Regions from separate parts of the Homo sapiens genome. Here region 2 is linked to region 1. Evidence: read pairs that join two places in POLR2A ChIA-PET (ENCODE). Cell type or tissue: IMR-90. All regions are shown on one strand.

Region 1 (2,500 bases):
GATCATAGGAAGAGAGAGCAGAGACTTTGATGAACACGAGCATCGGGTGATGTTCATTATGTCGATTGTGGTGGTGGTCTTGCAGGTGTAGACATACTTCAAACCTTATCTAATTGGGCCTGCTGTGGTGACGCATGCTTGTAATCCCAGCATTTTGGGAAGCTGAGGTGGGAGGATCACTTGAGCCCAGGAGCTCAAGGCTGCAGTGAGCTATGATTGCACCACTGCACTCCAGCCTGGGTGACAGAACAAGACCGTGACTCTTAAAAATTAAAATAGGCCAGGCAGGCGTGGTGGCTCGCGCCTGTAATCGCAGCACTTTGGGAGGCTGAGGCAGGTGGGTCATTTGAGCCCAAATGCAGCCTAGGCAGCATAGTGAGATCCTGTCTCAATTTTTTTCTTTTTTTTGAGATGGAGTCTTGTTCTGTCACCCAGGCTGGAGTGCAGTGGTGTGGTGTGATCTTGGCTCACTGCAACTTTTGCCTCCTGGGTTCAAGCGATTCTCCTGTCTCAGTCTCCTGAGTTGCTGGGATTACAGGCATGTGTCACCACGCCTGGTTAGTTTTTGTATTTTTCACAGATACAGGGTTTTGCCATGTTGGCCAGGCTGGTCTTAAACTCCTGACCTCAGGTGATCCACCCGCCTTGGCCTCCCAAAATGCTGGGATTACAGGCGTGAGCCACCACGCCCGGCGGTTGTGCACTCCTTATGAGCATCTAATGCCTGATGATCTGTCACTGTCTCCCATCAGCCCCAGATGCGACTATCTAGTTGCAGGGAAAGAAGCTCAGGGCTCTCATTGATCCTATATCATGATGAGTTGTAGAATTATTTTATCATATATTAGAATGTAATAATAGAGATGGTGTACGCAATAAGCGTAATGTGCTTGAATCATCCCAAAACCATCCCCCTGCCCCCATTCATGGGAAAATTATCTTCCACGAAACTGGTCCCTGGTGTCAAAAAGACGGGACTGCTGACATTGGTGATGCACAGCTGGGACAGCTTCACCCATAGGTTGACCAGCAACTTCAGCAGCTCCTGCTTCTTGCCAAGGAAGTCCCAGCCTTAATCTTGCGTATAGCTGCACAAGCGTCTGCTGCCACCACCTACTCCAAGAGAAAGAGGAAGAGGGCCAGAAACACAGATTTTAAAAAGCAAAGGGAGACCAGCCTGACCAACATGGTGAGACCTCATCTCTACTAAAAACACAAAAGTTAGCCGGGCAGGGTGGCGTGCACCTGTAATCCTAGCTACTCGGGAGGCTGAGGCAGAAGAATCACTTGAATCTAGGAGGCAGAGGTTGCATTGAGCCAAGATTGTGTCACTGCACTCCAGCCTGGGAGACAGAGTGAGACTCTGTCCCCTCCCCCCAAAAAACAAAGGAGCCAGGTGCAGTGTCTCATGCCCGTCATCCTAGCACTTTGGGAGACTGAGGCAGTCGGATCACGTGAGGTCAAGAGTTCATCCCAGCACTTTGGGAGACCGAGGCAGTCGGATCACATGAGGTCAGGAGTTCGAGACCAGCCTGGCCATCGTGGTGAAACCCCATCTCTACTGAAAATACAAAAAATTATCTGGGCATAGTGGTGCACACCTGTAATCCCAGCTACTCAGGAGGCTGAGGCGGGAGAATCGCTTGAACTTGGGAGGTGGAGGTTGCAGTGAGCTGAGATCGCACCACTGCACTCTAGCCTGGGCAACACAGTGAGACTCCATTTCAAAAAAAAAAAAAGCAAAGGATCACTGAACATGGGCAGACATGGGGGTAGGGAGAGAGGAGCTGTCACTCTTTTTCTGTTGTTTTATTTTTTGTAGAGATGGGGTCTTGCTATATTGCCCAGGCTGGTCTTGAACTCCTGGCCTCAAGCCATCCACTCGTCTTGGCTCCCCAAAGTGCTGGGTTTGCAGGCGTGAGCCATCACGTCCAGCCTATTTCATTTTTTACAATCAGAGTCTCACTCTGTCACCCAGGCTGGAGTGCAGCACTGTGATCATAGTTTACTGTAACCTCCAACTCCTGGACTCACACAATCCTCCCGCCTCGACCTCCCACGTAGCTGGGACTACAGGTGTGGACCACCATGCCTGGCTAATTGGGCCGTCACTCTTGAGTAGGCTTCCCCAGAGGGCTTCCTGGAGGAAGAATGCTTGAGCTGGCTCCGGAGGCCAGAGGAGTCCCCTGGGGAGGTGGTGTGTCTCAGAGGCATGGATTGACTGGGGACACAGGCCCAAAGAGGAGATACAACCTCCAAGACAGAATGGAGCATTGGTTGATTGTCAGACACGTTGTCTATGTGGCTTTGGGAAGTCACATCACTGCCCATATCCCCATTTGAGAATTGGGCATATCAGTAACAACTGGAAGGTGACTGTAGCGGGTGCACTCCATCAGTACTTTCATTTTATTTTATTCTTGTTATTTTTTTGAGACAGAGTCTCACTCTGTCACCCAGGCTGGAGTGCAGTGGTGCGATCTCGGCTCACTGCAACCTC
Region 2 (2,500 bases), 170 kb before region 1:
ACCTACAAAATACCTTTTTATAAGAAATGTTTTACCTCCTTTTTGTCATTGCACTGATTTTGTGTTGTTAGGTGTCAGCATCCTGATTTGTTGTCATGATCTCATTGTGATGTCCTTGAGAAGGGGCTGTGTGTGAGTGCACGTGTGCGGCTTGTGGTGTGTGCTGAGGTGGAAAGTGATAGTGTTCCCTCTTTGCATTCTCAGCACAGAGCACTGCAGGGTTTCCAGCCTTCCAGGTAGAAGAGAAATTGTTGCTATGGTAATACCGCAAGCATGAAAACACCCCCTGTCCCCGTGGGTGTCTGTGTCAGGGCGGGGAATGTGGAGAAGGGGAACAGTAGCAAAGAGGAGTGTTTAGGGCATCGAGCAAGATGAGAGCAAAGCCTAAGCTGAAGCTGCTGTTGGGTGGAATTTCTTGTGTTTATCCTTGAATTCAAGGTCAGATTCCAGTTGCAATGTGGTAGCTGAGAACGTAAAAGGCCTTTTATTCCTCAGTGTCTTCCCTGACTTTGAGACAAAGATAAAGAATACAGAGGGTCTCTGTCACATCTCCAGTTCCCAGAGGCCACATGGCCTTCCCACAGACCACAGTTAGAAAATGTGCGTCTGTATCTGTGGCCAGTACATCACTGCAAGTGGAATCAACCACCCAGCCCCAGAAAGCCTGCTGCCCTTCATGTCCAGTGTAACAGGCTAAGGCAGCAGTCCCTGCCATCTCTTCTGAAACTAAATAACAGTTCGTGCTCTGTTTCTGTACAATTCCCCTGGGAAGATGGACTGTGAATATCCTTGGTAATGCAGAGCCGTGATGAGAAACGAAATCCAATCTGCTGAGGTAGTGGGTGAAGAACACAACAAAAAGCTAGTGTTCAATTCTGTCAGATCATCAGGGCCAGTATGGGAAGAATAGCTTGAGCAGGGAGTTTGGCATCATAGTTAAAACAGGCTGAGGTCTAGGTATTTGCTAATAAAACTCTTCCTGGGTTTTAGGGGCTTTTTACTCCTTATCTGCTCAAAGTCACACAGCTAGTAAGTGACAGCATCAGGAGTCAAATCCAGGGTTTCTCATTGTTATTTGTGTTTTTAGGTGTAATTTTGATATGCTGCATTAGTTTCAAGAGTCTTTATCTTTTGCAGATACAAACTGAAATATTTATAAATGAAAAGATTTGTAATCTGGGATTTGCTTCAAAATTATACTGAAGGAGGAGGGATGAGTGAACAGGTAGGGTATAGATAAGCTCAGATTGGTTATGAGTCGATCATTATTAAACACGATAATGGGTGCATAGGGTTCATTACATCCTCTGCTTTTGTATATGTTTAAAATTTTCTACAATAAAAAGTTAGTTTTAAAAAAAACAAGTCAAAAACTCTAGCTGTCTTCAGTGTTAGCTTTATCTGTGCTCTCATTGTTTTGGTTTGCTTTGCTGCTTTCCAGTTCACTCTTGGGGACTGGAAAGACCCTTATTCGAATGTCCTGTTTTGTGGCTTGTTCAGTTTTTTAAGAGATGAGAAAATGTGCAACATAACAGGAAAATGTTAACAGCTTTTTGTGAGAAGGTTAAAGAGCTCTTCATCCTAGAGGAGGGAAGGTTTCCTGTGTAGTTTCTCTGCACAAGATTCTTCTATATAAGTGGTAGGGACCTGGTGTTTTCCAGCTTCTCTGGGAAAACAGACTTAAACTACCTATGAAGAATCCAAGAGGCCGGAGCGGTGGCTCATGCCTATAATTCCAGCACTTTGGGAGAATGAGGCAGGAGGATTGCTTGAGGTTATGAGTTCAAGACCAGCCTGGGCAACAAAGCACAACCTCGTCTCTACACAAAATAGAAAAAAATTTAATAAGGCATGGGTGCTGTGCATCTGTAGTCCCAGCTACTCGGGAGGCTGAGGCGGGAAGATCACCTGAGCCCAGAAGATCGAGGCCGCTGTGAACCATGATCATGCCACTGTACTCCAGCATGCATGCGTGTGTGTGTATGTGTGTGTGTGTGTGTGTGTGTGTGTGTGTATAAAAGAATCTAAGACAGCTCACTGGACTTCATTGTAACCGATGAATTGGGTTCCCAGGAAGCCTGGGGTTCTGTGTTGAGAGCATTGTATAGCCTGTAACAGACCCTCCTTGCTCCAGTACAACTGCTTACATGCAGTCCAGCTGCAACCAGAAGAAAGCCCACATGACCTTTTGAGTGTCCCTCTAGCCCAAACACTGATTTCTAGAAAACCGAGGATTTTAAAACTAGGATTGGCATTTGCTTTTCAAAAATAAACAGGCTAAGAGAGTTTCTCAGATGAAATCCCCATAGCCTCATAAAAGTACTTTTTTTTCAGTTTTATTTCCCGTCAGAAGCTTGTATGAAAAGCATTTGAAGTTTCAAAAGCTGCCTATGTCTGAGAAGCTGATCCAGATTCTAGCCCAAAGAGGGTGAAATAGATCACAATTTCTTCCGCTCTTATCTTTGACTACAGCTTGTCCTTTTGCCCTTCTCTCCCCTGC

The links. ChIA-PET counts read pairs that join two places held together with the same protein. Peaks named below come from ENCODE experiments on the same cell type or tissue, not always from the same donor. Only the 100,000 strongest peaks of a DNase experiment are listed, where the experiment ranks them.
Region 2: POLR2A ChIA-PET joins it to region 1 with 8 read pairs; 24 of 35 experiments call an interaction of 5 or more read pairs at or near these places.

What each region holds. Positions count from the first base shown.
Region 1 is chr7:5,522,956-5,525,455 of GRCh38, reverse strand. It overlaps LOC221946 (a long non-coding RNA gene), which reads right to left. Exons shown (of 4, transcript NR_126168.1): 4 at 1-1,113. Among named protein-coding and RNA genes, the nearest start is that of ACTB, 6.4 kb to the left of the region's middle. RefSeq lists enhancers at 77-126, 447-506, 1,317-1,366, 1,477-1,576, 1,767-1,936 and 1 more. In IMR-90, no CTCF peak of the experiment used is centred here; a DNase peak (open chromatin) is centred at 1,055.
Region 2 is chr7:5,697,899-5,700,398 of GRCh38, reverse strand. The region is part of intron 13 of RNF216 (ring finger protein 216); the gene reads left to right. Among named protein-coding and RNA genes, the nearest start is that of MIR6874, 13 kb to the left of the region's middle. In IMR-90, no CTCF peak of the experiment used is centred here; no DNase peak of the experiment used is centred here; H3K27ac peaks cover 1,603 bases.